Linked DNA regions of Homo sapiens: all the other regions are linked to region 1. A link is a loop called in an ENCODE intact Hi-C map of the cell type or tissue named here. Cell type or tissue: IMR-90. All regions are shown on one strand.

Region 1 (8,000 bases):
TTAGAATCTGTAAACAGTTTGTCCTGGGAGAGAATGGCTGCAGGCTTTCAGAACAAGAGAGGGAAATTTAGGCTGACTGCACCCTCTGCTTCTCAAAGCTCTTTCTGCTAAAATGCTATAGTTATATGTGGTCGTAGAAATAAAAGAGAAGCCAAACACTCAAGTGGGCACTGCTTCCCATTTTTTGACTAATGAGAGATTATTCAAAATCTTGATATTGAGTTCTTACTACCTACCCAAGCACTGAGCTGTCTTCTGTAATCATCCACAATATCTATGATGTCAGCTCCATCATTATCATTTTATGTAAGGAAACTGAGATGCAGACTGGCCACTGGCTCAAGCTCATACAACTATTCACTGACAGAGTTAAGAACCAAGCAGGGCCGGGTGCGGTGGCTCACACCTGTAATCCCAGCACTTTGGGAGGCCGAGGCAGGCAGATCACCTGAGGTCAGGAGTTCGAGACTAGCCTGGCCAACATGGCAAAACCCCATCTCTACTAAAAACACAAAAATTAGTAGGGCATGATGGTGTGCGCCTGTAGTCCCAGCTATGTGGGAGGCTGAGGCTGGAGAATCGCTTGAATCTAGGAGGTGGAGGTTGCGTTGAGCCGAGATCATGCCACTGCACTCCAGCCTGGGTGACAGAACAAGACTCCATCTCAATAAAATAAAATTAAATTAAAAATTAAAAGAAAATATAAAAAAAAGAACCAAGCAGGGCTGAGCGCGATGGCTCATGCCTGTAATCCCAGCACTTTGGGAGGCCAAGGTGGGCGGATCACGAGGTCAAGAGATCGAGACCATCCTGGCCAACATGGTGAAACCTCATATCTACTAAAAATACAAAAATTAGCTGGGCATGCTGGTGCAGGCCTGTAGTCCCAGCTACTTGGGAGGCTGAGGCAGGAGAATTGCTTGAACCCAGGAGGCGGAGGTTGCAGTGAGCCGAGATCACGCCACTGCACTCCAGCCTGGCGACAGAGCAAGACTCCGTCTAAAAATAAAAAAAAGAACGAAGCAGCCCGGCCCTAGAACTCATGTGCTCTAAACCACTACTCTAAACCAGCTCTTTAAAACACGTAAGTGTAAATGTGCACAGATTTCAATTTAGAGCTGTGTGACTCCCAGCAGATTTCTTTTTTCTTGAGCAAAGGAGATGCCACTGTGAATATTAATGTCTGTCATAGCCAGAGCAGACACTCTTCAGCTTTTGGGCAAACTAAAATGCTCAAAAATACCCACAGGCACAACATTTTCTAATCGTGCTTCCAGAGCCAGGCAGTGTGTTCATGCATGTAAGACGCTGTATAAATGTAGGTAGTAGCACCAATAGTGCTCATGAATTATGGATGAAGAGGAACATCCAGAGTCAAACATTCCTGAGAAAGCAGACCAGGCTCCCTTTACTGGGTTAGGAAAAGATAAAAGGCTAAACTTCCCAAGGCAGTTGACTGGTGATTTTTCATTCTAACATCCGAAAAAATAGGAATAAAGTTGCTATGGTTTGAATATATGTGTCCCTTCAAAATTCATGCTGAAATTTAATCCCTAGTAAAACAGTATTAAGTGAGGACTTTACGAGGTTTAGGTCATGAGGGCCTTACCTCCATGAATGGGGATAGTGCCCTTATAAAAGGGCTTGAGGGAGCCTGCTTTGCTCTTTTTGCCCTTCTGCCATGTGAGGACACAGCAAAAAGGTATCATCTTGGATGCAGGAGATGAGCCCTCACCAGACGCCAAATCTTCTGGTGCCATGGTCTTGGAATTCCCAGCCTCCAGAACTGTGAGAAATAAATTTCTATTAATTATAAATTACCTGGTCTAAGATATTATGTTATAGCAGCAGGAATGAACCGAGACAGCAGCCTATTTCAGAAGCCTGTCTCTGATGCTCCTATTCCAACCAAAATCTTTAAGCCAGAGATCGCAACCAGTAACCTGGCTGAATAATCCACAAACATGGTTTATTGTACTCACACATTGTTATAATGTTTTTTTCTTAGTGTTCTTTCATCTTCTTGTTGAACAGGATGCCAACTTTAAAAATAAGGAGATATCCTTTAAAAATGTTTCCTTGCTTTAATTGAAATATTCAAAGACCTGGCTCACTGGGGCCATGTTCCAATGGACTTGGCAGCAATTAGCTGGATCTGAGGAGTGGAATCCCCGATTAGATGACCTTGTGTGCTCCCTTTAGCCACAGTCACCATCACTGTTTGTTACCTTATACTCACATACCACCACTGACTACCACCAGTGCTTTTCACTCTTTTTCTTTACCTCTCTTCCTCCTAAAGTCATTTGCATTTAATAACTGCTAATTTCCTGTTATTCAAGGTCCCTAGCAATTTATGATATATGTGTTTGCTTATATAAACTTGCTTCAACAGGCCACAGTAGCCTAGGAGGTAGTCATTGCTTGAAGATTTATACTGGGCTGCAAAATAACCCTGAGTGTCTACTCAACTTTCAGTTCGAAGTGCCTTATCCTGTATGGTAGTGGGTTACTTTTTGCATGCCAACTCCATCATATGGTAGCAGATGCCTGGGACTTTTTGTTGATAAGGATTCCAAGGCTATCTAGATGGCCTGGAAGTACCACTAAGATTGATTAGTGATGTCTGCCATAGTCACCCCAGCTGCTGCTATCCATCAGAAGTCATCAGCCCTGTGCTTCCATCTCCATTTCTTTTTTTGGTTTTTTTTTTTTTCATTTTTTTCATTTTTTTTCATTCTGAGTGTCATCATTTAGGAGACTCACACAAAAGTAAGAGAATCTTTCTAGGGAAATGTTCTCTTTTCTTTGCTTGAACTGAAGTTGCAATTTAGAGGCAGTTACCCTTAACCCTGGCATCTTTTTCCCCCAGTACAAGTGTTCATAGAAGCACCACATGTAACAGGCAAAAACTGGAAACAACCTAAATGTCCATCAACAGTGGCATGGGTAAATGAAGTGTGGTGTATTCACATACTTTATAGCAATTTTTAAAAACCCGACTACAGCTATCTACAACAACAAAAAAAGAAGCCAGATGCAAAGAACTATAGACTGTATGACTGTTTATATAAAGTTGCAAAATAGGCTGCTGTCTCAGTTCATTCCTGCTGCCAGGTTTTATCTCTGCCTCCTAATTATTCTGTCATTTCAGCCACATCTGGGGTTACTAAGTGTCATTTCTAAATTGTACCTACTGACATTAGCGAATATCTTTTTGCTGGTCTCCCAAAAGAAAGATCCATCATTTTTCTAACTCCTAATTGAAGAACCTAAGAAAATTGCTGTGTTACAAAGTGTTCCTTTTCATCAACCACAAAACAATCCTCCAGGACAGAGTTGAGCAAAACCAATTCTGTCCAATCCAGTCTGAGTCTAATGACAGAAACTACTCTGAGTTACCTTATTCCTGATATTCCAGGACTGACATCAGGGCCTCTGTCCCAAGAAGTGGAGGAAGGCAGAACTCCCACTAGCCATATCCCAGCCTCCTTAAGATGGGCCTGTGGTCCTGGGAAATCTGCTCTTCTAACCTTTCCTTTGTCCACAGAAGCCACATCAGTAGAGGGTCAGTTACAGACAAGGGGCACACAGTGAATAAGGAGGCACTCACTTCTTGGATTAATTGGCTTAGTGTGAGAAGGCTCACTTTTACATCCTAAGATTGGAAAGTGCCAGAGGCCCCCACAAATCTCCAAAAGCATAGTTTGCTCTCCAATTTTCTCAACTCTTTCCCGGTTTGTAATGTTTATTGTTTTCTTATAATATTTACCAACCATCTTACCTCACCAATGCTAGATCCTACAGGTAACAGAAGCACAGTATACCAGAATGATCACATCCAATAGCCCCTGGCTGGCTCCAGGTGTCATGAAGTGACCTCTGATTTTGTTACTGCCCCTGAGTGGTGGCCAGAAGTTACATTATGTCAGTTTACAGTGTGGCAGCCCCCATATCCATTGGGGACATGAGTGTCAGGCAGGTCAGGTGAGTGTCACCACCTGGAAAGTGGAAGCATCTCTAAAAACAACTTCCACAGAATGCATGAATTTACAGATGATATGAAAACATGTGCATATTGAATTTTCTGAAAAATGGCTTATCACAAAATTTAAAAAAAGTATTTATCAAAGGAACTTTGGGCACATAAGGAAATAAATCCAATAGTATGCTCATGACAATTAGTTATATAAATAAAATAAAGTAGGTTATTAGTCCATATAAGATAGCCTCAGGAAAAAATTAAATGCCCAGATAAAAAGTATGCAGCTTGACAAATTTTTACAGAATTTATGAAATTACCACTTGTGTCAAGATACAGAACATTATCAACACCCCAGAAACTTCCCTCGTGCTCCAACCCAGTCAGTACTACCTCCATCCGGAAGTAACAGCTATTCTGATGTCAGTCAACACAGAGATTAGTTTTTCTGTTTTGCAACTTTATATAAACAGTCATACAGTCTATAGTTCTTTGCATCTGGCTTCTTTTTTTGTTGTTGTAGATAGCTGTAGTCGGGTTTTTAAAAATTGCTATAAAGTATGTGAATACACCACACTTCATTTACCCATTCCACTGTTGATGGACATTTAGGTTGTTTCCAGCTTTTGCCTATTACATGTGGTGCTTCTATGAACACTTGTACTGGGGGAAAAAAAATGCCAGGGTTAAGGGTAACTGCCTCTAAATTGCAACTTCAGTTCAAGCAAAGAAAAGAGAACATTTCCCTAGAAAGATTCTCTTACTTTTGTGTGAGTCTCCTAAATGATGACACTCAGAATAAGACGCTTTCTTCTCCTTCCACAGTCCCCTGTGCTGAGGCATTTTATGTGATTGTGTGTGTAAGCTTCAAAGCGTTATTCAACAAAGAAGCGCTGTTCTCCCAAGCTCTAACCATTTACTCGTAATGGGCATATGGTATTTCGAGTGCTGTACTTTACTATTTCACCACTAGAGGGCAAGAGGAGCCCCACAATGCTTGACATTGCCAGATCTGCAGTCAAAATGATTAATCATGAGGCAAAAACAAGAAGCCAGAGGGAAAAAAGGAAGAGCTCACAAAGGCAAAATAAACATCCATAAACTTAAACTTTCCTGGGTAGGGAAGATCTGAAAAATGTCACCCATGAGCCACTTTCTAACACTCGTTCCATCTTTCTTTTTCCAGTGTGCAAAACTCAATTGCACAGTCCTCAGTTGCTGAAACTACCACCCAACAGGGTGGGACTAGATCAGGCAGACAGATCTCAGAGGGCATTTTTTTTTAGCACTGCCTAGAGCCTTGGTTATTAGGAAGCCGAGAATCTTGCAGAGGTCCCAGGCCTCAGGGGCTCTGAACAAGCAACAGAGAGTTCTGTGATTTCTTCTTCATTCTAAGTAATATTTCTTCCAATAACACCATGGTGTTTACTAAAATCAAGGCACTAATGAGTAAGGCTACCAGCCCCAACACCTCTCCTTTTTCTCCTCTTCTCCCGGGTCCAGGCCCTTCTACCTGCCACAAACTTAATCAAGATTACAGAATGGAGATGTGTTGTTTTTTGCAAGGGGAGGGGAGTAGGGAAATTAATTACGAAGCCAAGTTGCTGTTAAACTATTTATAATAAATTTCTACTGGAAAAGGACCTTTGGCTGACAATCGTTTTCTTCTGCCTCGGCATGACCAAATACAGTAAGAATTCAAAAGGAAAACTGAAAAGCGAGGAAGAGCCCACAGCTGGAGCAGTCTGTTTTCACGTCTCCACGCTGGCGAACGACAAACTCGGCAAGGAGCCTCCTGTGTATTTCCTGTCCTCGTTATCTCAGTTCTTGCTCTGAAGGGCTAAGAAGCCTTCACCGTTAGCCAAGACTCCTTCGTGCTTCAGCTTAATTTTCCTTGCATAATTTTAAATACAGATCATGTCTACAGTACAGCAATTAATGGATAGCCTAAAGACTTATTATTTCAAACTAATTGATATGTAGGAAAAGTTTAAATAACATAACGGAGAGGGGAAATTTTAAACGATGTATGCACAATGAATTTAAAATTTCTCTCTGTTGCAGATGGTAGCAAAAACATATGATTAATAGGGGGATGTGATCAAAATGTAGAACTGACTTGGAAATCTTTCTCTTTTTGATATTCTTGAGCATATGATTGGAAGGAAGAAAGATTCAGACATTTCAGAAATGGGGTAAGGGGTGCAGGGGAGAGCAGATTCTTCCCCCCCCACTCACTCCCACCAATTCTAGGGAGTTATCTCACAAGATAAAAGAACACCTGAGTATATTTTGAGTTGTGCTGTTAGGTCAGAAATAAGAAATGGGAGAAGAATGCCATTATTTCCATTCTAACTCTTTGGTCAAATCCCCCTCTTGAGATAAACTTGAGAGAGAAGTCTACAAAGACCAAGTTCACCCAGCTGCAGCAGAACCTGTTCCAAGTCACCAGCACTCCCAGACCCAGGATTCCCTCCAAATTCTAAGAAATGTGCTGTGATGAATCACCTCACTGACACACAAAAAAACAAAAATCTTTCTAATTTCCCCATTCACATTCCAGCAAGTTTAATAGGAAAGTTTAGAAAACTCATCTGAAGAAAGAATACTCTTCAAATGGGAGAGAGCAGGAACATTTTGTTCTAAGAAGGGATTGAGACCTAATGATGCCAGACAACATTTTAAATATCAGAACACAGCATTTGTAAGAAAATAGAATCTGCTTCAACCATAAACCATAAGGGGGGAAAACTACCTTTAAAATGTATTTTCTTCATATCAAATTCATGTCATAAGAATATCTGAATGACTTCTGGCCAAGTCACTTAAATTTTGTGGTCTTCAGTCTTTTTGGTCTTCTCAGATGTAAAATTTGCCACAGACTGGTTATTTTTTAGAACCCTTTCTTCCCTTCTGTTCTCCTACTTTATTTAGGTAGCTCTACACACACATTTTGAAAATTGGATGAACAACCTCCTTCTCATTGGTCCATGCAAGACCATATTACTGTATTTATAATATAATACACACCCATATACACCACAAAAACTACAATACTGGTTTCTCCCCCTCTGGTACCCTGGCCTTTCATTCTCCACCCTCTGCCCTTCAAGGTAACAATGAATCTGAAACGTGTGCATGTATATATTCCTGTTTTTTATATTTACATGGTTATAGATATACATGTGCATATATATCATGCATATGTATTCCTATAACACTTTATTTTTTTATCTTAGTTGTTTTAACTTCATAAAAATGGTATCATATGGAGTATCATATTGAAATATGATAATGTAAGTTAAAGGACCATACTGAACCTATACTGTATAAAATTTGGGGGAGCCTACAATTTTTCACTTAAAAATATGTTGCTTACTTTGGGAGGCTGAGGCTGGTGAATCACTTGAGGCCAGGAGTTCGAGACCAGCCTGGCCAACATGATAAAACCCTGTCTATACTAAAAATACAAAAATTAGCTGGGCGTGGGGGCACACGCCTGTAGTTCCCAGCTACTGGGGAGGCTGAGGCATGAGAATTGCTTCAGCCAGGGAGGTGGAGTTTACAGTGAGCCGAGATCACACCACTGCACTCCAGCCTGGGCAACAGAGCAAGACTGTGTCTCAAAAAAATAAATAAATAAAAAGAGCCAGACACAAAAAAGTATATACATTATTATTCAGTGTATATGAAGAGTTAGAAAATATGCTATCTTGGGTAGGGGACAGGATGGCTAGTGATTGGAAGGTGGCAGGTAGAGGTCTTATGGAGTGCTGGTATTGATCTGAGTGCTGGTTAAATGGGTGTGTTCACTTTGTGGAAGAAAATCCTAAGTCCATGAATTTGTTGTATCAGTTAGCTATTGCTGTATAACAAATTCCACCACAAAACTCAGGGGCCTAAAACAATAAGCATTTATTATTATCCACAAGCTGGTGAGCTGGGAAGTTCTCCTGGTCTTAGTTGTTCTCACTTATGTGTCTGGAGTCAACTGAGCATGAGGTGGACAGCTCTGCTG
Region 2 (8,000 bases), 510 kb after region 1:
TGATTTATCTACAGTCCCTATTTATTTTAGAATCTGAGGCACTGGCTATATTTCATGGCAAGCTAAAACTCAAATGCCTTCATGAAACTAAATTTCTAGCTTAAGATGAAGGTGTAGTTCCTGCACTGAATAGCCTTCATCTGTAGATTTGTGAAATGTTGCAGTTTTACATCTAAGCACCTTATAAGGAATTCTATCTTAGACAAGATTAGATCCTGTGGCAATCTTTATTTGAAAAGCTTCATAGTTTGCTCCAAGTGCATGGAAATGTGTCTTATTTCTCTTGAATGCCCTTTAGGTCTTAACAGAATTCACAGTGCCAAGGAGTCAAAAACTATATTTCAAATTATATACATTCCTGACATATTATTTGAGCAGATTAAAACTGATGGATAGAGCAATTTAGGCACCTTGAAAGTAGCTACTTGAAAAATGCCAACTTTTTCTTATCTCCATTCACTTAAACAAAAATGGGCCAGGTGCAGTGGCTCATGCCTGTAATCCCAGCACTTTAGGAGGCCGAAGCAGATACATAGCTTGAGCCCAGGAGTTTGAGACCAACCTGGGCAACATGGCCAGACCCCATCTCTGCAAAAAATACCAAAATTGGCTGGGTGTGGTGGCTCACACTTGTGGTCTCAGCTTCTGGGAGGCTGAGGTGGGAAAATCATCTGGACCCAGGGAGGTCAAGGCAGCAGTGAGCCTTGATTGTGGCCACTGCACTCCAGCCTGGGCAACAGAACAAAACCCTGTCTCAAAACAAATAGAAAAGTAAAACAAGAAAACAACAAAATTAATTGATCTAGATTTGTGAGTTGTCGATACCAAGAAGTTCCCATGTTTTAAATATTTCAGATGGCCCCGTCATTGATTATTCTCACAGCTCAGATATAGGGAAGATGAAAGCTGCTGCCTATAGCATCTTGCATCCTCTTGCTTCCACATACAAGAAATGTGAACTTCAATCCCCTAAAAAGGTCAGAGTTTCCATTCTAGTGAACACATTTGTTCAGCCCAGGTGGGGTGGGACATGACAAAAACCAAGAGTGGGTCTAGAACCATGGGGCTCTTCCCAGGGCTATCACTATGAGATAGAATATCCTGTGTGTAGTCACTCTCAGAAACAGCAGCTCCCTTAGGAAACTGCTGTGTCCTGAATGCTTGTGTCCCACCAAAATTAATAAACTGAAATCCTACCCTCTAAGGTGATGGCATTAGAGGATGGGGCCTTTGGGAGGTGATTAGGTCATGAGTGTGGAGCCCTCAGGAAGAGGATTAGTGTCCTTATTTTAAAAAGGTACCAGATAGCCCCCTTGCCCTTTCCACTGCATGAGGACATAGCTAGAAGGCACTACCTATGAACTAGAAAGCTGCCACTGAATCTGTTGGCGCCTTGATCTTGGATTCTCCAGCCCCCAGAACTGTGAGAAATAAATTTCTGTTGCTTATAAGCTACCCATATATTGTATTTTGTTGTGTGTCAAACAAAGACAAAAACCAAACTCACATCTTATATGGGCAGTGGAAGGAGAACTCCAAGTTGAGGGGGGCTGCTCTTTTAGACCTATGATTCTCAAATTCTAATGTGCACACCAGTCATCTGGGGATCATGCTAAAATGCAGATTCTGATTCCATGGTTCTGGGATGAGACCTGGGACTCTGCATTCCTAACAAGCTCCCAGATGATGTTGATGCTGTTGGTCTTGGGGCCCTTTGAGTAGTAAGGGTTTGCAACAGTGCTTCTTAAATGTGTGTGTGCAAAAGAATCACAGGGAAGGCTGATTAAAACGTGGATTCCTATTTCCCATCCTGAAGATTGATTCAGCCGGAGGCCTGATAATTTGCATTTTAACAAGTTCCCAGGTGATCCTGATGCTGCTGGTCCCCAGACTACATTTTAATAACAAGCCTCTAGTTAACTTTTGAACAACTTAATTAAGATACCTTCACTAGTAGCCTCTTCTGTGAAAACAGAGAGCCAAACATCAAAAGATGAAGGAGGATGCTACTGAGTCCCTTTGGAGAAAATTACATCACAAACTTGGAGAGTGCCACAGGGTCTCTGTTCATTTTTCCATTGACAATATGCTTCTTTGACTAAAGACGAAAAATAATTCTTCAGGATCAAAACCTAGAGATAAGATTGGAACCCTAAGATTGGAAGTAGTGCTGCCTGATGAATAATAGGACTAGTTATTTTAGGATGACGGGCCAGCCTGTGCCTAGTGAAAGCTTAGAAATGCCAATAGCAGACTGAGCACGGTGGCTCACGCCTGTAGTTCCAGCACTTTGGGAGGCCAAGGCGGACAGATCATCTGAGGTCAGGAGTTCAACACACCCTGGCCGACATGGTCAAACCCCCTCTCTACTAAGAGTACAAAAAAAAAATTAGCCGAGAGTGGTGGTGGGCACCCACAATCCCATCTACTCATGAGGCTGAGGAAGGAGAATCGCTTGAACCTGGGAGGTAGAGGTTGCAGTGAACCGAGATCCCACCACTGCACTCCAACCTGGGCGACAGAGCAAGACTCCATCTCAAAAAAACAACAAAAAAAGGAAATACCGAAAGCAAAATGTTATTGGTGGCCAATTCTTAATATACGTCATGAGATTTGGGGTGATGTTTACTTCTTACTGTGTATTTCTTTGCTTTACACTTTCCTATGAAGCATATTTAAATATTGTTTTCATAAACTGGGGGAAAAACCCTAACCAATATTTTTAAAAGAAAAAAGTAAAATATATGCTCAGTGTAAGTTCATAGTATTTTTGGTTTGTGTTTGTTGTATCTGTGTCTCTCTACGTTTGTATTTTCATGGGAAAGGGATTATTTTTGTCTATGTCAGTCCTAATGTTCCCGGGGCAAAGGTGATAGATGGGTAAGAGCAAGGTCTAAACATATGCCTGGAAGTTGGACAGGGCCTGGGGTGGTGAAAATAAATTTAAGGAGTCCCAGAGGAGAGGTCAAAAGCTCCAGGAGAGAATTAGAGGCAGCTTCTCTTTCTCTCCTTGCCCTCCAAACAATTCAGCACAAGCCCTCAAGTCCCTTGAAGAGTCTTTCTTTCCCCCTTCTTCTTAGAAGGGCTGAAACACACTTTAAGTTAACTTAGGAATGGTTAGAAAAGGTTAAAAAAATGGGAGAACAGTAGCAATTAACAAGCTGCTAGGGAAACAGGGAAACCGTGCTGATCCGAACATCAGAGCCGACCTCCTGTGGTCTGGTTCCCTAGCACCCAGGCTCAGGCTTCGGCTTGGGGTGGCCGGACCAGAAGGAAAGTGCCCCGTGTGGCAGAAGTCATCTCAGGAGCGTGTCGCCATCCAGCCAATGACTTGTGTTCCAAGGACTGGAAAATGCGCTTCCTGGACACTATGTAGATGATTACCACACGAGCTTATTTTCAGCAATTCAAGAAAGAATCCAATTCGTGGTTTATTGCTTCTGTTAGTCTGGAAATGGTCAAACAAGTTGATAGGCATCTAGTTCACGCCTGGCGTAACTTTCCAACAAAACTCCAGGGCTCTACTGACACCTGCTGGCATTTCATCTACTTTATGTTAAAAAAACCCCAACAAGACAAAGAATCATTAATATTTTTCCTGCAGTCCTTTGCCCTTGTTATGTTACTTGTACTTTACCTGAACGATAATAGAAGGGGCCTTTACCATGTCGTGAGGAGAGAAGTGTGGGCAAGCCATTGGGTGAAAATAAAAATCCCCAACACGAAGAATGTACCACAGAGCTCTTGTTGCCTGTCTGCCCTGCACCAGCTGCTCTGTGACCTTAGGCAAGGCCATTGACCTCACTTTCATCATTGCAAGAAGAAAGAGGCAGCAACCTTCCCTCCCAGTTCCCTTTAGGGCTTCTGAGGATGCTGGTGGCATTTCCTACTAACTAAAGCATGGGCCCTGTCACTGGAGTGATGGCCTTAAAGGTCACTCTCACTGACCTTTCCATCACAATAAACAAGATTCCTTGCCAGCGTTGTATGTTCAAAAGATGAATGAAAGTTATTTAAGCCTCTTCAAAGTGCACCATCTCTGTAATTTATTTCGACAAACAACTAAATTAGAATGATCAGAAAAAGCCCAGTGAACAGTCTCAGAAATTGTCCACTTTTTTTTTTTTTGTCTAGGAAACTATGGACTTTGTTTTGTGTTTTAGAACATGTAGTAAGCCTGCAGGTTGAGAAAATGCATCCCAGTTAATGCCAACCCAATTATTTGTGCTTTTTCTGTCTATTCTTGGGAAACTCTGTGTGGGCCTGTGGTTTGTTAGGTCAATAACAGGATATTTGATAGTCTGCAGGGAGTTATAGTCCATATTTAGCCTGACAGAGGAAGTGAGTTCTGCTGATGAAAAATAATTGAGGCATTTCTTTAATTCTACTATTTCATTTCTTCATCTTCCTTCAGAATCCTGACCCCACTATGATGCTTGCTGAGGCTTTCGATGCTATTTACAGCTCTGCTTTTGCTAGTCACAAAAGAAAATTTACCTCTTATAACCCCTAAGTCTTCCCTCAGAAAACTGTTAGGTGTGACCAGGATCAGCAAAAACTGTTAGATTCACATCCATTAGTTTGGCTACTACTTAAAAAAAGAAACAAACAAACAAAAAAACCCAGAAAATATCAAGTGTTGTTGAGGATGTAGACAAATTAGAACCCTGAGCAAAAGGGTTCCCTTGTTGCATTTGCAGTCCTTTGTTGGTGGGGGAAAAATGGTATGGCCACGATGAAAAACAGTATGGTATTTCCTTTAAAAATTAAAAAATAGAATTACTATATGATCCAGAAGTTCCACATCTGGTTATTTATCCATAAATAAGAATTGAAAGCAGTAACTTATTTGTGTATCAATATTCATAGCAGACATGCAATTCACAATGGACAGGGAGTCCATCAGAGGTGAATGGATGAGTGTATTATTCAGCCTTTAAAAGGGAAGAAATTCCGACACATGGTAGAGCATGGATGAACTTTGAGGACTTTATGCTAAGTGAAGAAAGCCAGTCACAAAATGACAAATTCTGTATGGTTCCATTTATATGAGGCACCTAGCATAGTCAGAATCACAGAGACAGAAAGGAGAATGGTATTAATATTTATCAATGGCTGGGAGGAGGGGGAGATGGGGAGTTATTTAATGGATATGGAGTTTCAGTTTTGCAAGATGAAAAGAGTTCTGGAGATGGCTGGTTATGTTGGTTGCATAACAACATGAATGTACTTACTGCCACTGAATTTTTCATTTAAAAATGGTGAAGGTGATAAATGTTATGTTATGTCCATTTTTAACACAATTAAAATTAAAAGAAAGGTTAAACAGCAAAAAACAAAACAAAACCATACTCTGTTAGAACGCAGTCATCACCTTTGCCCTTACAGAGATTAAATTGCTTGACTTTTTAAAACCTGGTTCTACTGGGCAGTGCTGTCCAACAGTCCCATCTGTGATGATGGAAATTATCTGCACTGTCTGAGCCATCAACCCCATGTTGATGTTTAAGCATGTAAAATGTGATTAGTGCAAATGAGACACTGAACTTTATATTTATTAAATTTAAATAGCCATATGTGTCTAGTGGATACCATACTAGACAGTGCATATAGAGTATACGTCTATATTACTATCTATTCCAAGATATTTTTCCTTCCTCAGCACTAAGCCGCAAATCTAAGCAGTCAGGCTGTAAACCTAAGAAGGTAAGGAATCAGCTTATGTGTGGGCCACCGTTCTATTTAACCCAAATGTCAATTTGCTACGAAGTGTTTTGCCGAGGGTATGATTCTTCTATGGCATTCATTGGCATCAGTTTTTGGACCCAAGGGCAGAGTTGGCCTTAATTCATGGGCTGAGCTTTTCTAGTAAATGCCCTTTTAGAGACCCAAATTCCTCTACTGCCATGCACAATTTCCCTTCACTTGTCCTTGTAAAACAGTGGAGTGATGGTATGAACTACAAGTGAGGTCCAAGTCCTTATACAGAAATTATGTGAGCACATCGCTGTTTGCTCTGATCACCCTGGCAATGAAAGAATGTTTTTCTTTTTAAGGCTTTGCTGGAAAACATAGGTAAGATAAGTAACAAACTCTTAGATTGAAAGGATCACACAATAAAATTGATGAACCCCTATTCATTTATCCTCTAAAGTGAAAATAGTTAAATATGTCATGTATTTTATAATGCTGGTTGGAAATAATTAAGATTGCCAGCAACTGAAAAAGGGCTTATATTTAAACAAGCTGCAAATAGAAAGCTTCACAAGTCAGTCAGTGGGCAACATTCCTTTGTGGCAGCCCAGAGTTTAATGGCACAATAGATGGCACATTTGTCTTCATGGAAAGAATGAAAGCTGTTTATTAAAGAATAAAATATGAGCCTGCAAAATATAGATGGCTGTGTGACAGGAAAGGGACAAAAGAAGAGTTTGTGTTTTTATTACACAAAATGGATACAATCTATCTAATAAAAACTGCTCTATTTGACTCCAGCAGATTTGCTCACCAAGAATATTTTTTCTTTCTCTTTCAGCAATGGGTAGAAGGCCTGAGATCAATCATACACAACTTCAGGGCCAACAACGTCAGTCCAATGACATGCCTCAAGAAACAGTGAGTGTTGTTTGCATTACTCGTTTTTCTTGGCAGTTATCAAACAAATGGTCAGATGAAGAGATGAAGGCTAGGTGGTTCCTTCCTCCAAATTCCTGCTTGCCTTTCCCTCCATGCTCCTGACCTTGGAGTTGACCAACACACACCTGTACTCTTCATACCACGTAGAAAGGCATGCATGATAAACCCATAGCCCAAAACCTATATGAAAAGAATAGTTGATGGTCAAAGGACACTGGAACCTCAGTCACTCTGTATGCTGTCAGTTGTGGGTACTGGCTTTTGTGTCCCCAGATTGAGTTTTCTGATAGACAGCTCTGCATGTCTGGAGCCATCGCTGAGTGCTGGGGTAATTCTATCCTCTGCTGCATAAAACTGAGAAATGAGGAGTGTGACCAAGAGACGCACTTGCCAATGCACCTGAAAAAGAAGCCTCAGCCCCAAGTGCAGTGCTCCTTGTTTAGCACACCGTCAGGGATCCAAAGTTACCTCTGAATTTTTTTCTGTAGGATTCAGTTATTTAAAGATTTGATCAAGGATCCAATGGTGATTTCCAAATTTATTTTTTCCATGAAAGAAGGAATTACTCCAGCTTACAGTATCTGAAATCCAGAGGAGTACTACAGTGGTAGATTTAAACCCTACCCAAGTTAACCTTTCAAGGTGACATGAAAATCACCCACAAAGGAATCCTAGCCAAAGTCAAATGTCAGCCAGTTTGAAAAGCAGTGATCCGTGAAGGTGGGGGCCATCTGCCTTCACAGGGCCATTGGCAGGCAGTTGTGAGGTGCCAAGGGGAACCATGTTGAGAAATTGCAGGGATAAGCCTGTATCTCTCAAAATTATGCCCCAGCACCAAGAGTGTGATTCATCATACTCACTTGGCAATGGGCCAAGAGGTTAGTCCTAAAGGTACTGTCATGTCTTATCTTCTGGTCATTGTGGCAGGTGCTTACAGGTGTGGTCTCTAGGCTATAAATCCCGGCTTCACCATGGCAAATTCTTACACTTGTGCCTCACTGTCCTCATCTGTGAATCAAAATTACCATGCAGATGAAATTGGAAAGTATTCTTTATTCAATACTACTTATCTTGTTATGGTATCCCTCCAATTTTCTTTCACCCTTTTAGTGGAGGAAAGTTATTTAGTCTTATCTATTTCTATGTGTTGTGCAGCTGCTTCTTCTTTTCCTCTGCAGTTGCCCTGGCATGTGTTTTTAAAGAGAAACCCAGTGGATATTCTGATGTTATGACTTCAGGCACTGATAGTCCTAAAGGGTCAAAAACTTTTAGAAGGCTTGCTTATACCTGAGTGACACAAATATCTCTATCTGACATGAGATCTAACAACATCCTGCCCAGATCCCTTTATGAAGCTGGTGTTC
Region 3 (8,000 bases), 540 kb after region 1:
TTTCCAAACACAGAGGAAAGTCAGTGAAAGCCTCCAGCAGTCCTGAGGTTACTACCCACACTTTTCTGCATGAGGTGGGGAGGAGTCATACAGTGGTCGGGAGTGAAAACCTCTGTGCCAGAGATCACCTGCTCCTCAAGAAGAAAGGTGGACTCTGAACTCCTGGCCTGGCAGATTAACAAGCCACAGACTGGCATGCCATTTAGGTGAAATCTCTTGTAAGTTAATAGCACCATAATTCTGGAGAAGTAAAAGATAGCTTAAAAAATTGTCATTAACCATTAACTGCACCCTGGCTATAACCACAGGGAACTCAACCTTTAGAGGTGTCAAGGTAGATGGGGGCTCCAGGTCTGAATTGCTGGAATTGACTTTCTGAAAGACTCAATTAATAGTCTCTGAATAGTTTTGGGTGCCTTAATTTTTTTGCTCTTTTCTCTCATTAACGTTTTTTTTTGTTTTTAAAGGATGTAATTCAAGCCATCAAGGAAACTGCATTTGTCACATCAGAATATCCTGTAATTCTCTCCTTTGAAAATCACTGCAGGTATAATGATCCATTCTGCCACAAGTCTCTATGTGGTATTGTTTCCTAACCCCTAATGCCCACTCCTGCTCTACAACTTTTTAAATAGCTGAATAGTTTGTTTTGTGAAGTACTAAGTTCAAATAATTCTCCAGCAAGGGCACCTACTCTTATGCAAAGCAAAAAACAACAAAAAAAGGAAAAAACGACAAAAAACCACCCTTGTCCCCCCAAACCAAATCATTTTAATGTGTTTCAGAAATACTTGTTCCAAATAAAAGTTCAGAGATTGGGACACCTTACTTAAAGTTCCATTGAGCTGGAAGATTTGACAGTATATTTGAAATCAGATTTGATGAACTTGAAAGACATTTTTTATTCTTCTTTCCAGCTCTTAGTTTTGGAACAGAATCTCCTTCTCCTTCTTTTAAAATTATACCAGTTAAAGTTTTTGATACATCTCACATTAGCATTAAGAGGACAATAATGCATTTTGCCAAGTGAGAATCTTTAATTGCCTAGTAATGGGTGTTTCTTATTCTTGGACGGTTAATGGGTGTTTGAATTTACAAATGCCACTTTTTTCTCTCCAGCAAATATCAACAGTACAAGATGTCCAAATATTGCGAAGATCTATTTGGGGATCTCCTGTTGAAACAAGCACTTGAATCACATCCAGTATGTATTTTTAACAAACCATATTTCTAGCATGAATGGATTTGTTTTGAAAATTTCTGAAGGGTCAAGTAGTACTAGAGGACTAATGCTAAAGATCTTCATATTTATTTAAATTCTTTGGTACGGAAAGCTTACATCATGCTTCAGAGGGATGTAAAGAGACACAAAATAAACATCTGGTTCAATTTCATTTGGAGGATCTTTGGGTCTTATGGTTTTCAGATCTCAGTCTTAAAGTTTCATAAAGCACCCAGGCCAAGAGTCCAGATTCAGGTCAGTTGTTCTCAAATTCAGTTACATGTTAGAATCACCTACAAAACTGTTAAAAACACCTGTGCCAGGGCCCCACTTGGAGACTGATTTAATTGATGCAGGGTCAGCCCTGAGCATGGTGTTTTAAAAGCCCTCCAGGTGAACTGTATATGCACCCGGTATTCAGAACCCATGGGAGGCTCATGCTGTGGAAAGTGCCCTGGATTGATGTCACGACATCCTGAAGTTCATGTTCCTAACTCCAAAATAAATCACTGAGTAATGTTGCACATACATTTTTGAACTTCATGTTAAACCTGCTAATTTCTTCATAAAGCAAAGAACATTAACCTGTGCTCCATAGATAGGCTTTATGAGATCTGTGAATTCATTCTAATTGCATGCAATTTTTTTGTATATACTCATTCTAGAGAGTTAATCACATTTTTATAAGGATCCATGACCTCCAAGAGATTAAGATCCACAATCACAAGATGTTATGAGCTCCAAGGCAGCTAATGAAATCAAAGTGGAAAGACCTGCTATTGACAGCAGCACCTGATGGGCTCAAACCTGGTAGCATGAGGTAGTGGCAGAAGAACATCACAGCAAATGACAGCAGGAAGGTGCTTTGTGCTACATGTAAACACTTTATGAGGTTCTTTTCAGAAGTGTGTCTATGGGAACTGAAAAAAAATATGAGAGACAAGGATATCTGTATCCTTTGTCCCCCTTCCTTCTTCCCTCGAACTTGCAGAAGCAGTTGCTGCAGGTGACCTGCCCATATCCTTGCAGTGCCTCCTGTTTCCCTGAACACTGGCCTGACTTTCCACTGCCAACATCCACAGCTTTTTGCCTGAGAGTGAGCTCTGGTCACTGGAGCCTGCTCTGCCACACATGAAAGACCAGCAGTGCCAGGGAATTATCACCCCTATCCCATGCTTCATCCCTCCCGAGGTGGGATAACCCTGAGCACCTGCTCTTCTCTGCCTTCCAGGGTTTCCCAGCAGGATCGTGCTCCAGCTGGCTGCAGTGATAACACACCCTTGATGAGCTGCCTGTCTTCTTTTTCTCACTTTCCCACACCTCTGTTGGAGTTTCCTTCCAAGTAGACGACCTGGTGCAATACTACTTTTCTCTGAGGCTGATTTTAAGGGAACCCAAACTAAGAAACAGCTCTGATTTATTTTATTTGTTTTTACCTAGGCCCTCCATTTATCTTTCTGATTAGGTTAAGGTGATTGCTTTTGTGGAAAGTTCACTGTATTCTTAGTGAAGTGATGTGCACATACTTTTACCAGCTGAAGGGTGTCCAGGTTCTTGGCATCTTGAACAAAGAATCGGACAAAATGCACAAACAAAGCAAGGGAAGAATGAAGCAACAAAAGCAGAGATTTATTGAAAATGAAAGTACACTCCACAGGGTGGGAGCAGCCTGAGCAGAGGGGCTCAAGAGCCCTGTTACAGAATTTTCTGGGGTTTAAATACCCTCTAGAGGTTTCCATTGGTTACTTGGTGTCCGGTCTATGTAAATGAATAGGATGAAGTAAAGTTATAAAGTCATTTACTTGGTGTACATCCTTTGTAAATGGAGAGGATATTTCCTGTCATAGCTGAAGTGTTTCCATTTGATTTAGTTCTAGGAAGTCAGCATGAATAGGCCTTATATTCCCTGCCTCAAGACCCTATTCTCCTTTGAATACAGGACAGGTGTCTGGGGAAGCATGGGTAATATAAATGGGAATAAGACCTGCTCCAAAAGCTAAAGAGCTTTCAACCTTGGGAGTGGGAGCAGGACACAAATGTGAACACATAACTAGAAAAGAAGATGGCGTATGGTGCTTTATTTGTTGGAGGTGTCCTGGTACAAGAGAGATCACTGGGGAATGGGCCAGTTATACCACGCTGCTGGAAGGAAACAGCATTTCAACAAAGGGTTTTATTTGAGGCAAGACAGACATATGAGTGCACAGTGCCTTACATATAATAAGTAGTATAAAAGCAAGTTTTGAAAATGAATGGATGGGTGGAGGGGTGGGTGGGTGGGCATATAGAGAGATGGGTGGAGGAATGGGGAATGGAAGACTAGATACAGGACGGTTCTGTAGACCAGAGGTGATAGCATACAGGGGCACCTCCTTTGCAGATATAAATCTAAGCAAATGATGCTGTAGTCAAGTTCAGATTCCAGGAATTGGAACAACTCCCTTCTTGATTCCCTTATCAAACCTACAAAACCACAAAACCACAATCTCAAGTGTTGAGGGTTGGGTCAGCCTACTCAGCAGACAGGCTTACTATACAGCCTGACACTTGGGGGGATCTGGGGGGCCTCTCACTTGGGAAAGCTAATTCTGAACCCAGCCATCACAATTGTCCCTTGCACTTTACCAGATACTTAAAAGGTGCAAGGCCCTCTGGGGAGCAGGAACCCCTCCCCGGCACATCCCAGGCCAGACCCCTGCTCCACTGGGGAGGTTGGAGCAGCTCTGCACACCTCTGGAAACTATGTGGATTTCAAGTTTGCAGCACTAGTCTAAGGAAAAGCTCAATGGGTGTGCTAATTTGGGTTGGGGAGTGAAAACAGAAGGCTGTGCCGCCTGCCATCTAGTGGGTGTTGGGTTGCATCACTCCCAGGCCTCCCAGGCTCCTCCTGGACTGGGAAGGAGAATGGAGAAGCACAGCCCTTCCTTAATTCAGCTCTTTCTGTTTCTCTCTAGCTTGAACCAGGCAGGGCTTTGCCATCCCCCAATGACCTCAAAAGAAAAATACTCATAAAAAACAAGCGGCTGAAACCTGAAGTTGAAAAAAGTAAGTGAAACACACACATTTATAATGGAAGCATACATAACATGTGTGGACATTTCAGCTGTTGAGAATTCAATTTATTTTAAAACCACTGATTTTTGGGGGAAGGGTGTAGGGGTGATGTTACAGGTACTTTTCAGAGCAAGATTGCCACATTTCCATTTAAATTTAATTTCCATATCAATTAATTCATGCAGTAGGAAAAGCATATCTATATATTCAAATGCCAGAATTTGGAGAGGGCCCAAGGAAAATTGAGAGGAAAGTAGAAGCATTTTAGAATTTCTCAAGATATAAGGAACCAGCATTTTATAATTTTATACACTCTAAAGTCCTCATAAGTTTCCCTTTTCAGTTTGCCCCGTGCTCTATACCTATCTAGGGATACTAGGTACATATGAGTGTGTGACTGTGTATATGTGAATAGAGAGATCTAGAGACAAATGATTTTATATAAACATGTTTCCTTTTATTCTCCCAGGATGATTTCCTTGAAAATATTTTCTTTCAGAGTATATCCTAGTTCAGTGAATTAATGGTATCAAATATTGGCATGATTACACTTCATTTTCCCCCCAAGTATTCTAAATGAAAAATTTTAAATTATGTTAATGACAGTTTATTTTATTACAAAAGCAATAATGCCATAGAAAAATCAAGACAATGAAAAGTGTAAGAAAGTAACAGCACTAACATATATTATACACGTATTCATATACTATAGACACATGTACGTAATGTACATGTGTAGATATATACCCACATTTTTAACATGACTGAGATCATATTAATGATACTGAGTTTAAATTTTTAAAATTTAACCAAGTAAGTATACTTACATCAGCAGGATATACATCTACATACTAACTTTAATCCTAATGTATGAAACACTATATAGAATTTAATATATATGACATAGAATTGTATGCATTTATTATAGCATGATGTAACGAGTCCCAAGTTGATGGATTTTCACTACTATAAACATGCTTGAATGTTATTTTGTATGTTTGTGCAACCCTCTCCTTGAAATCAATTGGTGCAATTAGAGTTATTCAGCCAAAACGTATATATATTTTATATTGTGATATAGTTTGTTATGCTTTCTTTTAGGAAAGTTCTACCACCTTAGACTCTTCACCAGTCATATATGAGAGTGCCTGTTTCCCACCAATATCCTTAATGCTGGCTGTTGGCCATTTTTAAATGTGTGTCCAACTCATAGAAAAAAATTGGTACCTTAGGGGTTTTTTTATTTGTGTGTCTTCAATAACTCCTTTTTTGCATATTACTATTTGTGGTTTGTCCCTATGTGTTTTCCCATTTTTATTATTTTGTTTACCTTTATCTTTCTGACTTATAGAAAAATTATTTAGTCTTATTTTGTATAGTAGGATATAATCCCCATTAAATCAGTTGCAAATATTTTTTCCTGAAGTTTTGTTGCCAACCTGCCTATTTTCTATCAGTTCCCCATAACTGTTCGTAAACCTTGGTCTGTGCCAGATTCTCCAAATTATGGGCTTTTGTTATCTAGCCTTAAATCCTTCACGAGGACTGAACCTCCTCTCAAACTTGGTGACCAGAATTTTGGGCATTTCACCCATGTCCCCGCAATTCTTCATCATGTGTATATAAGGTGGTTGTTGCAGGTTTCTTACAAGGTCGAGACCACCAGGAAATGGCGAGAGAGAGATCACTGCTGAACCTTAGAAACATGGTGCCTTGGTGCCTGAACATTCTATTTCTTCTCTCTTTTCACGTCCTCCTCAGTGTCGATCTCAAGGCCTAGGGTTTGTATGTTACCTAGCATCTGTCACCATCTCTTTGCGTGTTTTTGCTAACAGAACAGCTGGAAGCTTTGAGAAGCATGATGGAAGCTGGAGAATCTGCCTCCCCAGCAAACATCTTAGAGGACGATAATGAAGAGGAGATCGAAAGTGGTGAGCTGTTTGCTTTTATTTTAAGTTACATGCTTTGAAAATACTTTTTAAATAAGAAAACCAGGCTGGGCACAGTGGCTCAAGCCCATAATCCCAGCACTTGGGGAGGCCAAGGTGGGAGGATTGCTTGAGCCCAGGAGTTCAAGACCAGCCTGGGCAACATTTTCGTAGAGATGAGACCCCATGTCTACAAAAAATAAAATATTAGCCAGACGTGGTGGCCTGTGTCTGTAGTCCCAGCTACTGGGGAGGCTGAGGCAGTAGGATCCCTTGAGCCCAGAGGTTCAAGGCTGCAGTGAGCTATATGTAATCCTACCACTGCACTCCAGGCTGGACAACAGACTGAGGCCTTGTTTCAAAAATAAATGAGTAAGAAAACCAGGAATTTCTTTCAGAAGACCCTTTTATATAATAATGCCGTTTTAATTCCTCATAGTAATATTTTGGTATTCTTGGTATTTTGCCAAACACTTCCCATTTTTTCTGGCTACTAAATTTTAATGGCCTTGTCATCTCCCTTCCTATTGGCCATTCAGCTATTCAGCAGAAATTCTTAGCCAGAGAATCCCTGAAGCACTTGCTGTAGTAGGCAGAGGAAGCAATATAAGGCACATTTTGTAATCCCTTTGTATAGACAAAAACATGAACTTGAGTCTGTTAATGATGAGAGTAGAGAGGCAAATAATTTAAGAGACCCTCAGGCAAATGATTGGTTTGTCTCCACAAAGTGAACTAGAAACTAAAAGCCAGTATTAAAATTTCAAGTTCAAATTCCTTCAAATAACCAGCTCACCAGAATTATCTCTGTGTAGCTAGATAATTTTAAGAAGGCAGTCTTGCTTAAAATATTTGAGTATGTGCTATTACCTTCTCTTTTACTTTGATCACATAGCAACAATCATAATGTTCAGTTGTAAATGGGTCATTTGAGAGTTTGGGGATGATTTTAGAGAATTATTTGTTTGTTATGTTTCATGAGAATTGATGAACGAAATGACAAGGACTTGTGTTGGTTATACAATGCCTTGGATTTATATACAGGCATACCTTGGAAATATTGCAGATTCAGTTCTAGACCACTACAATGAAGTAAATATTGCAAAAAAATTATTCACAAGAATTTTTGTTTCCCAATGCATACAGAAATTATTTACACTGTACTGTAGGCTAGTAAGTGTTCAATAACAGCATTATGTCCAAAAATGTAACTTAATTAAAAAATACCTATTGCTTAAAAATGCTGACAATTATCTAAACCTGCATCATATTGAAATCTTTTTGTGGAGGGTCTTGCCTTGAGTGATCAGGGAGGCAGTTGCCAAAGATTGGGTTGGCTGTGGTAATTTTTTAAAATAAGACAACAATGAAGTTTGCTGCATCAATTGACCCTTCTTTTCACAAAAGATTTCTCTGTAGCATGCAGTGCCATTTGATGACACTTTACCCAGAGCAGAGCTTCTTTCAAAATTGAAGCCAATCCTCTCAAACCCTGCTGTGATGCCTTCTCAACTAGGTTTATGTAATATTTTAAATCCTGTGTTGTCATTTCAACAATGCTCACAGTATCTTTACCTGGAGTAGATTCCATCTCAAGAAACCACCTTCTTTGCTCATTCACAAGAAACAACTCCTCATCGGTTTAAGTTTTATCATGAAATTGCAGCAATTCAGCCCCATGTTCAGGCTCCTTTTCAAATTCTAGTTCTCTTACTCTTTCTACCACCTCTGCAGTGACTTCCTCCACTGAAGTCTTGAACCTCTCAGCGTCATCCATGGGAGTCTCCCAAACTCCT

The links. Peaks named below come from ENCODE experiments on the same cell type or tissue, not always from the same donor. Only the 100,000 strongest peaks of a DNase experiment are listed, where the experiment ranks them.
Region 2: it touches region 1 in a loop (6-fold over the local background); 79 of 110 quality-filtered maps call a loop at or near these places.
Region 3: it touches region 1 in a loop (11-fold over the local background); 19 of 110 quality-filtered maps call a loop at or near these places.

The regions. Positions count from the first base shown.
Region 1 is chr20:8,849,010-8,857,009 of GRCh38, forward strand. All of the region lies in intron 31 of PLCB1 (phospholipase C beta 1), which reads left to right. Among named protein-coding and RNA genes, the nearest start is that of RNU105B, 22 kb to the left of the region's middle. In IMR-90, a CTCF peak has its summit at 4,952 (motif pointing right); DNase peaks (open chromatin) are centred at 4,952, 5,742 and 6,452; H3K4me3 peaks cover 657 bases; H3K27ac peaks cover 1,171 bases.
Region 2 is chr20:9,356,361-9,364,360 of GRCh38, forward strand. It overlaps PLCB4 (phospholipase C beta 4), which reads left to right. Exons shown (of 40, transcript NM_001377142.1): 8 at 6,536-6,615. Among named protein-coding and RNA genes, the nearest start is that of LAMP5, 150 kb to the right of the region's middle. In IMR-90, a CTCF peak has its summit at 3,520 (motif pointing left); a DNase peak (open chromatin) is centred at 3,511.
Region 3 is chr20:9,389,412-9,397,411 of GRCh38, forward strand. PLCB4 (phospholipase C beta 4) reads left to right here. Exons shown (of 40, transcript NM_001377142.1): 16 at 468-547; 17 at 1,120-1,204; 18 at 4,177-4,267; 19 at 6,112-6,207. Among named protein-coding and RNA genes, the nearest start is that of LAMP5, 120 kb to the right of the region's middle. In IMR-90, a CTCF peak has its summit at 4,067 (motif pointing left); a DNase peak (open chromatin) is centred at 4,060.